Regions from separate parts of the Homo sapiens genome. Here all the other regions are linked to region 1. A link is a contact called in ENCODE Hi-C or POLR2A ChIA-PET data. All regions are on one chromosome and are shown on one strand. The core of a region is the stretch at or near the end of the contact, and the rest is flanking DNA. Distances in the headings are between cores, read along the strand shown. Region 1 holds the start of TUSC8 (tumor suppressor candidate 8). Region 2 has its middle 8.8 kb from the start of SERP2. Region 3 overlaps TSC22D1 (TSC22 domain family member 1).

Evidence for each region. Hi-C counts contacts between places; a loop is a spot of excess contacts on that map. ChIA-PET counts read pairs that join two places held with the same protein, here RNA polymerase II (POLR2A). Pooled maps may share reads with other maps.
Region 2: a map of PC-9 shows a loop between it and region 1 (7-fold over the local background). The contact joins the enhancer-like site here to the promoter of TUSC8 in region 1. A Hi-C loop is called at or near these places in 4 of 168 maps with a recorded cell type or tissue (Caco-2, HepG2, PC-9 and 1 more) and 1 of 50 pooled maps. POLR2A ChIA-PET finds 5 or more read pairs at or near these places in 8 of 52 experiments (BJ, Caco-2, H1 and 5 more).
Region 3: POLR2A ChIA-PET joins it to region 1 with 17 read pairs in HepG2. The contact joins the enhancer-like site here to the promoter of TUSC8 in region 1. A Hi-C loop is called at or near these places in 7 of 168 maps with a recorded cell type or tissue (Caco-2, HepG2, breast epithelium and 3 more) and 2 of 50 pooled maps. POLR2A ChIA-PET finds 5 or more read pairs at or near these places in 22 of 52 experiments (A673, AG04449, AG04450 and 16 more).

Annotation. Positions count from the first base shown.
Region 1 is chr13:44,404,180-44,407,432 of GRCh38, forward strand. It overlaps TUSC8 (tumor suppressor candidate 8), which reads right to left and starts at 1,805. Exons shown (of 2, transcript NR_104174.1): 1 at 1,435-1,805.
Region 2 is chr13:44,363,367-44,366,619 of GRCh38, forward strand. No RefSeq gene overlaps it. Among named protein-coding and RNA genes, the nearest start is that of SERP2, 8.8 kb to the right of the region's middle. Within about 2 kb of position 1,450, at least 9 of the 41 ENCODE cell types and tissues checked have a DNase peak (open chromatin) inside an H3K27ac peak, as active enhancers do; they include PC-9 and endothelial cell of umbilical vein, where a contact is called at or near this core.
Region 3 is chr13:44,448,991-44,452,243 of GRCh38, forward strand. All of the region lies in intron 1 of TSC22D1 (TSC22 domain family member 1), which reads right to left. LOC124903167 (a long non-coding RNA gene) reads left to right here. Exons shown (of 4, transcript XR_007063778.1): 2 at 2,428-2,513. Among named protein-coding and RNA genes, the nearest start is that of TUSC8, 45 kb to the left of the region's middle. RefSeq lists an enhancer at 3,025-3,253. Within about 2 kb of position 1,626, at least 5 of the 41 ENCODE cell types and tissues checked have a DNase peak (open chromatin) inside an H3K27ac peak, as active enhancers do; they include PC-9, where a contact is called at or near this core.

The DNA.
Region 1 (3,253 bases), core at 555-3,054:
TTCTCTGTTTTGAAATGCAGAATATGCCAGGGATTGGGGTATCTAGCACATCACCTCTTCAGACTTCATGCACTGTGCCCACAGTGCCCCTCCGCAGGCTTGTGCTGGGCTGGACAAGCCTTCCCTTCGTCCCTCCCCAAGCCTAGATTCCAGCGTGCCCTCCCTGCAGAAGCTGGTCTCCCTTCCCCTCTCCCTGCATGCTCCCTACTGACCTCTTCCCGCAGCCAGGGAGCATCTGGGGCAAATGCAAACAGTTCTGTGGTCTGCTTATTTGCTTTTCTTAGTGCAAAGGTGGAGGCAGAATGTGGTTAGTGCAGCCACCATGGCTGCCAGGAACAAAGTCAGTTCTGGGGAAGGGGAGCGCCAGAGCCTGCCAGCCCAGCAGCCAGCCCTGCCGGAAGGCCCCCAAGCCAGGATCCTGTCAGTCTCCATCTAGAAACCAGACAGAAAGCACTTTTGTAAATGTTAACCAAAAAGGTCCCCCTGTGATGGCTGTGCTGTAAATCAAAGTAGACAATGTGGGGTGGGGGCAGGGCACACGTCTTGTCTCTGGAGCCATCGCAAAGCAGGGAGGGGATGCTCCTTCAACTCTCAGGTGGGGACTGGAGCTCCCCGCTAGTCCACGCTGGAGAAAGGTTTTTAGGGCCTGGAGTCACCCAGGACCCATCTCTGTCCAGGGGGTGCTGTGTAATATTCACCATTAATCCTACACATCTGGGAAGCATTCTCCTGCTAAAGATAAGATAAAGCCCAAATGATTTGTGTTGGGGGCTGGCTGGGGGGCTGGGGGGAGGCCAGACCTGGAAGGCTGGGCACACAGGAGCACCCTAACCAGCAAGCGGGGGACGCAGCCTCCGCGGCATACTCCCACAGTCTGTCTGTGTTGCCGGGCAGATTCCCTAAGCATGGTGCACTGAGGTACACAGGGAATCTGGAAAATTATTTTGCTTTACACAATGGAGACTGTGTTATTTAAGTTTAAAATACCATGGGGGAGGAAGGTAAGCATAATCAGCTTTATAAGAGAACAAGCAGGCAGGGGAGCTTTTCCCAGATTCCACCCTTTTGTTAAATCTCTGAGGTTTCCAGAATGTAGTTCTTCCTCGCTCCTGCCGCCTCCCACCTTCCTTCCCCACTCTCCCCTCTCCCTCTCTGCCTTTCTCTGTGTCTGTGCCTCTATAACAATAAAAATCATCAACGCAGCCATTGCTGTGAGCAAGGTACTGTTTCAAGTGCTTTTCAGATCACGTAACCCCCAAAACTCTATGAGGAAGGTTCTGCTTTCTTCTCTGCATTGCGCTCTCTTTCTCTCCCGCTGCCTCTGCCTCTCTCATACACACACTCACCCCCTGACACACACACACACACACACACACACACACACACACACCCCTTAGGCCTCTCTATATCACCTCCACACACTCAGACACATACCCACAGTCTTGTCCACATCAATAAGAAGCAGTTCACCTCCACCGGAAGGGACAGCCTCAGAGCCTGAAGAATGCCAGCCTTTGCACTCCTGCGCTCGGAGGTTCTCCTGAGCTACCTGGGGTGCAGTGGCTATGAAGGCCTCAGTATTCAGACCTCCCTGAACTTGGCTGAAGATCGTGAACAGGAAAGCAAGCTCTATCCCTGCTGACTCTACCTGCCAGGCTGCCCAGCCTAGCAGGGCCAAGGCTGGATCTACTCTCTCTTCTGTCCTTGGCACTGCTCTGACCTTTGAGGGGAGAGAGAGGCAGCCAGAGGTGAGAGGGAAAACAAAAGAAGACTCTGGTTTCCAGCAGCAGCACTGACTAGAGAACAGGGAAGCAGGGATTCTGGTCCCGGCCACGCCCCTCACTGCACCTGGACAGCGGGCAGGACATTTAGTCTTCGTGGGTTTTCATTTCTCTCACAGGAAAATGGATTATCCCCATTTTTATTTTAGGGGCAGTCAGAGAAGCCCAATGTAAAAATACAAAGAAGGTGCAGGCTCTGTGCAGCCCAGCCTTCACCCTCCTTCTGGAGCAGCCCTTTCCAGACTTGCTCACTGAATAAATCCTGCTGGGGCACAGACTGTGCGCCTTCCATGGCATCAGGGGGTGCAGTGCCAAGCACCACTCCCTATTCCCCAGGAACTTACAGCTGAGAGGAGGGAAACAGGTGAGCCGATCAACACGCTCTCCCTAACAGTGACATAAACTAACAAGGGGCAGCGTGCAAAGCACAGTGGATCAACTCAAGGAAAAGGGAGCTAAAACTGTCTATCTACTTCTAGGAATGTCCCCAAAAGAACTGAAAGAGGGACTTGGAGAGATTCTTGTACAGCCATGTTCATAGAGGCATTATCCACTATAGCCAAGGGGCAGAAGCAACCCAGGTGTCCACCAACCGTAGAGGATGAACGGGTAAACTAAACGTGGCACATCCACACCATGGAACACTATTCGTCAATGAAAAAGAAGGACATTCTGACACATGCCCCCACATGGATGAACCTGGAGAACATTATGCTTAAGCGAAATAAGCCACTCACAAAAAGACAGATACTGTGTGATTCCACTTGTGTGAGGTACCTGGAGTGGTCCCATTTATAGAGACAGAAAGGAAACAGTGGCTGCCAGCAGCTCAGGGGAGGAAGGAACGGGGAGCTGGTGTTTCCTGGGCACAGAGTTCTGGTTTGGGATTATAAGAACATTCCGGAAATGATGACGGTTGCACAATAATAAATATATTTAATGCCGCCAAATTGTACACTTAAACATGGCTAAGATGTTAAATTTATGTGCATTTCACCACAATTAAAAATAATAATTTAAAAAATTGTTGGGTATGTGTCCAAAAAGTGGCCAGGGTTTGGCAAGCGTTGAGGGGGAGAGAAATGACGCTGCCCAGACCTCTATGATAAGGCCCGAAGCCTGCCTCCACCCCCCGGCGTGAGACCAAAGGGCCTTTGCACATGCTCTTCCTTTCACCCGATGCTTTTCCCCTCAATATTTCCATGACTCAAATTCACTCAGCTCTTTCTTCAAATGTCACTCCTCAAAAAGCCCTCACTGACACCACTAACTATAGTAAAGCATGTACATGCACGTGCGCACGCTCACACACACACACATTCTGCCCACCACGTGCCGTAGCAGATTTCTGCACAGCACTAACCACCATCTCCTATGCTGGTATATATATCTTTATTTATTTATTTTCTGTTTCCCCAACTAGAATATAAGCTTCAGGAGCACAGGGGCTCTGTTTTGTTCACTGTTCTCTC
Region 2 (3,253 bases), core at 200-2,699, 41 kb before region 1:
ATATAAACATCAAGCTCTTTCTTATTGCATGGGGTCAAAATGCTAGATGTGCGTTCAGGCAACACCATTCTTAATCTAGGACAACTTTGCCAATCAAAAGGCCACATGCCTAAGCGTCCTGGCCTTTGAAAGTTCTGTTAAACACTGTGAAAAGTGCAGTAGGGACCATGGCCAGAGAAAGAGAGGGCAGACCAAGCAAATACAAACCAAGTGAACACACTCATGGAGTACCAATTAGGACAAAGGAATAAAGCCCAAAAGGAGCCCCAAATTGCTAAAGCAAAACAAAGTTTAAAGGGAATCAAAAATGGGAGCTTCCTGGAGCACCAGGTTTGCAAGGAAAATTGTGAACATTTGTTATTAAACCAGTAACACTAACATCATTAACCACCATCAAGCTGAAGGAAACACATTTTTGCTACTTCAGAGAAAAGGAACAAAATACCTTCAGCCGAACCAGTCAGTTTTTTTCCTTCTAGACTTTGTTCCTTTAACTGCCAAACTCTGTGTACGATTTTTACTGGAGGATTATAATTAACTGTGTTAAAATGAAGACATTTTATTTTAACTTTTTGTGTCCTACATATTATCAAAATGATCGAGAAAGCAGCAGAAAATGAGTCCCCCTTCCTTACATACACACACACACACACAACACACACACACGCGCTCACACTTCTCAAGTTCATTGAGTACAGTTTTTGCATATGGAAATCATCACTCTCAGTTACCAAGCAACTGCCATGATTTGTGTTTCTATCTTCTGATGGTTCCTTTGTGTCGCCTTTAATGGAGAATTGGACTGGTTAGTGTCCAAGGTCCTTGTCAACACCGAGATGCCGTGAGTCTATGAAGGAGGTGGGGTCATACACTGCCAAACAAAGAGCAGAGAGGCCAGACAACTCTCACCCTCACCCAATGCTAACACTGGTACGGCCCTCAGGCAATCGTGGTGCCAATACGGCAGTGACAGGAAGGGACTGGGCATAGTTGAGGTTTTCTTAATTTTATTTAAAAAAAAAATGCTCTGCAAACACAACTTCAAGACATATTCCAGCCACTGTCCACCCTGCCCCACTTCTTAGCAGATTGTTGTCCCTAAGGTCCTCCTATATAGATACTCTGTAGCGGTCACCATCTGTGCTAGTTTCTCAGCTGTAAACTTGGAATAATAGTAACACCGACCTCTCTCTCCCAGTAGTAGTGGTGTGGGGATTGACTAATTAAGCCCTGTGAAATGCCTTGAAAAGTAGACAATAGGATTCTCTCCCTGTCAGAAAGAATTCACACTATTCCCCCAACGCCTGACCCGAGGGTGGCGGCTGTAGCTCATGTCACCCTTTGCTGATATTTTGTCACACTTGGACAAAGGGCTCTGGAGTCAAAGGGCAGCTTAAACCACACACCCAATATCATGCTTAGAGGAATTCCTGGGAACTGGTTTGGTGTTGACAATTGCCCACTGCTCTGAATCACTTCCTTTCTTCCTGCAGATTGACTCTTTTCCTGATTTTTGCTCCCAGACAAACTGGGTGTGCATGTCTGTTGCGGGAGAGGGACCATGGCTCTGGCCCCAGGCTTGTATTTCCAGATGACATGAGGCCTGCAATGCTTCTTTCTAATGTGCACCAGGTAGAGATACCTTCAGAGCTTCCTCTTCCTGCCCCTCACCTATTTCCTAATCTTGGCTCAGGTTTCATTGTGATATTGATCAACCTTAAGGAAATCCTTGACTAGTAAGCAGTTCCACCAAGATGAAGCTGGAGAAACCAGAGTGGCTCAGTGCTCACCACCTACATAATTACCCAGGAATGTTGTGTGATTAATAAGTTGCTGTGGTCTTGGTGCAAACAGGTCCCTGAAAACATCTGGGCTTTCCGCAGATGGTTTACTAATCCACATACATCACTGACAATAAGCTCTTTACAAAACCCTCTTAAAGTATATTGGATGTGACAGGTTTCCAGAATTTTTAGAAGCAGAGATCCTAGGTTTAACGTGCTGATGTTCAGAAAGGCTGGTGGCACTCCGAGCATCTGCATAGCTTCTTCTGAGTAACCTGGTGATGAAGTTATTGCAAAGGTGTGGACTTTTCTTTAAATTTGATGTGACAGAGATCAAAAAAAAACTATGATGAGGAATAAGTTAATGGAGTATATTAAACATGTATGTTCGTGTATTTAAAATGGTAATCTAACTTTTCATTTCGATCAAAGGAAAATAACATAGTCATTTAAATGAGGGCTTAAATTATCTATTTTAGATGGCTATGTCACAGCTTGGAGTATGAACCTGCTTTGTGTATCTAACACAAGTTGCCATGTTCTCTAAATGAATGAAATGCAAATTATATAAACCACTGAATAGCTATTTAGTGTAATCAATACCTGAATCCCCCTAATCCTTTCAGTCTTTACGTCATGATGCTAACCTCTGGGGATACCATGATGAACACACATGGTCTAGGAAGAAGCTACCAGTGCAATGCCTATCTGTCCATTTTCTCCTCTGGTTCCTATTGTGACTCACAGACTGTGGAAAGAAGTGACCTTGATTAAGGATATGGCAAATGAATTGACTACTTAGTACACAAATTCATGACCTTGGCCTCATAAACGTAGCACTCAATCAAACTAGTAAAGTCTATAAACAGAAAGAAGTAATGCTACTTACCCAGAATTGCTTGTCCAATGTCACATAACTATAAAAAAAAAACTAGCCTGAACATACTCATATACATTATGGAGGGAATATAAAGTGATAAACCTCTCAACTGGAGAAAGTGAGGATAAACTGGCAACGTCCGTCACTTCTATGCACATAACTTTTGACCCAGTGAATTACACTTCTAAGAAGTCCTCCAGTAGGACTTTCCATACACATGTGTGTTTGCAAAAACACATATACAAGGCTATCTGTCAATTTATAGCAGCAAAAAACTACAACAATCCAAATATTCATCCATAGGGAACTGGTTGAATCAATTACAGTATCATCACACAATGCAACACCATGTGGTCATTTTTAAAGAATGAAATAGATATAAATGTAATGATATGGATCATCTTTTTTGTTTTTTCCGAGACGGAGTCTTGCTCTGTAGCCCAGGCTGGAGTGCAGTGGCGCAATCTCGGCTTACTGCAACCTCCACCTCCCAGGTTCAAGCAATTCCCCTGCCTCAGCCTCCTGAGTAGCTGGGACTACAGGCGCTCTCCACCACACCCGGCTAATTTTTGTATTTTTAGTAGAGATG
Region 3 (3,253 bases), core at 376-2,875, 45 kb after region 1:
ATTCATTGAAAGCCACCCATTTTACAGATTAAGAAACAAGCTGGGAGGCTGTGTGGAAACCACAGCCAGAGACCCATGCTGCATGTGAGTCAGGCAGCCTGGCTGCAGGGTTTCTGGGCCTAGTCTAGAGTGGAGCTGGTGAGCTCTTGGTGAGAACTGGCCCTCCACAGCTTCCTTTCTGAGGCTGGGCAGGCTGACAGGGGCACTCAGATCAGTCCCAGTGCCAGTGAGGTCTACAGTTTGAGAAGGTGCTCTCCAGGCACTGGGACAAGGTCCCGACAGAGAAAGGGGCTCACCACAGACACAGAGCCACACTTGCTGACGGACACATTACTTAGTGAATGTGCCTAAAGAAGATTTTCAAATTGTCCTTTCATTAGCCCTGACAGTTCCTTGCAAAGCCCTCAAGAGCTGTGAGAAGACGAGTTAGAGGAAGTCCAAGGGGATCAAAGAAAATGATGCTCACTTGTAAAGAAGGCAGGCAGGCTGCGTCCCCAAGGCTTGTGGCCAGGAATAGGAGAAATGGCTTTAGCGGCAATCACTTTAAGAACTTCTGTGGTGTCCCAATATACCCCAAGGATTTTTACTCTAGGTGGTCATCAGCTTGGATCTCCTTCCATATCATCTTAGTGTGATTCTGACATTGCCACATTCTCCTATCCATGATTAAATAAGGGTAAGAAGACAATGCGATGAAAATAATAAAGTGCTGAGTGGGGCCAATGAAGTGGGAAATAAAAATTTACAATGAGAATGAGGGTCACTTTTTAGCATTTAAACCTGCTGCCAACTACTGTAAAAGAAATGGTCAACATAATACATCTTAGCTAGAAAGATATAAACTAGAATTTAAAAACTTTCTATACATTAGCTCTTCAGCCATTTGATTTACTCGCATTTATTTAACAGTGAGCACCCATGAAAGGCCAGGAACTTTAGGCTTGGCACCACAGTTATCAAGATGAGTAAGACACAATCCTTGCTTTTAGTGACTTGGGGGCAGTTGCAGGGGGCAAGGGGAGAAAGACGTATGATATTTTGTATAATTTGAGTGTATATAAAAAATGATGGTTAGCAGAAAGCAGCCTGGGAGTGTTTCTGAGGGCAGAAGACTTACCCTCTGGGTGTTGAAAAACAAATAAGAGTTGTCCAGTTAGACTACAAGGTACAAAGAGAATGAGAACACTCCATGAAAAAGGAAGGGCCAGGCAAAAGCCAGGGTCATGAAGCAGCATGCTGAGTTTGGACACCTCTCAGTAGTTGAGTGTGGCTATGGAATAGGAGGTTGGAGTTTAGCAGTGGGAGTGAAGAGAAAGGCAGTAGAAGGAAAAAAGTTTAAGACAGGCTGGGGCCTCACAGGCCATGTGATGGGAGACTGGACTTTAGTCTGAGGGCAATGAAGGTCCACATAATAGGGTTTAAAGGGGGCAAATGATGCAATGGGATTTGTGTTTTGGCAAGGTCACTCTGACCACAATGTATAAGACTACAAGAGATGGAACTGGGGGTAAAAGGAAGGAAATAATGAGGGCCAAAACCAAGGAGCAAAGGGGAGACAGAGAGAAAAGTGGGATGGATTCAAAGACATTGCAACATAGAACTGACCGAACTGGCTTGTGTGAGGTAAGGGAGGCAGGATGACTCACAGGTTTCTGGATTATGTGAACAGGTGGAAGGTGATGCCATTAGCCAGAATAAGGCTGTAGGCTAAGGGGAGTAAACTGGTTCTGGGGTATAACATTGATAGGCCTTACTAGGCAGTGGGAAATACGGTTTTGGAACTCAGGTGGGGTTGGGCATAAGAAAATACTGGCATAAGAAAAGTTGTTAGGTTAGCAGTAAGTCTCCTTGGGAGTGGATGAGATTACCTCAGAAATCCATATAGGCAAGAGATGGTGGAGCTGGGCGGCCACACACACTGGGGCAGCCGTTTGGCATAGCAAAGACACCTGAGTTTTCTGTGGATCTAGTGGACACTACAGAAGGTGGCTAGGCTTGAGGCACTTGCAAGAACCTTGAATGGGAGAGTAGCCTCTACCCAACAAGGAGACCAAGACAGAGAAAGTGATTTAACTGTGGAGGGAGCGGGGAAATGAAGAGATCAGGTCAGCTCTCCAATGCCAGGCACCCTAAGGTGCCAGCAAAGAGCCAGCAACTGCGTCCTTTGAGAAAGCTCATGTGGATGGCAGCCTCACGAAATGAGCCAATGGACAGTCCGTTAGACAGAAACAGACAGACGGCAGCTGCAACCGTGACAGAAGCGGGACACTGCAACAGTCAGCACAGAGACTCTGCCCCTCGGTTCTTCCTTCCCACCTCCATGCTAGCGCACTGCTACTGCCAAGAGGGAGGGACGCGTGTGAGAGCCAAAAACAGCCTCCACTCCAAGGCGCCAGTAACAGACTGGGTTCTTTTTTTCCTTTTCAGGGAAAGAGTGGGCAGAGAAGAGAGAGCTTTGATTCTGACATGAGAGTCAAATTTCAAAATGCAAAGAACGAAGTGTTTAAAAAATGGTAAGTGACTGTTTAAATGACCAAAATTAACTGGAAAGCGATGGAAATGGGTCGACATGCTAGTAAGGAAGCCTGCTACCAGAGTGAAAGGGTGATTCAACTGAGCACAATTAATAGCAGTTATTAGGAGAAATAAAAACAAACCATGACATGCATATTTCTCACCAATGAATTGAGACTTTAAGCAAATGGCTCTGGAGGGGATCCAGAAGAATGCGGCATGAAGCCACACGCTGAGGATCAACTGTGAGATGAGGCCATATCATGTCAGGGGCTGAGCAGACCCCAGTGAGCTATAGGGGGCACAGCCCCTTACCTGTGGGGCTGTTGGGGCCACTGCATGCCCGTATCTATCCCACCGATCACCAATAGGACATCCGCCATGGCTGACCGAGGAGAGGACTGCAAACTCACCAAGGGCTCCCTGGCAAGGACACCCCTGTCCTTTCCCACTTTTGCGCTCCCAGCCCCACATCAGGGACTTGTTCAGTCAGGAAAGCAGGCAGGGGACAGATATAGATGGAAACAATCCAGGTCCTCTCATGTCAATTCCAAATTGCTAGAGACACAAGCTTAGTCCGACTTGACAGAAGAGGAGAACTTTGAACAAAACACGATATAAAGCTATCAAATAACAGAACTAAGCCTTAAGAACCCAAATGAGGTTAAGTAACGAGAAGTAACTAACAAGTCATGGAACTAAATAAAGTGAGATGTTGTAAGGCAACCCCAATGTATAG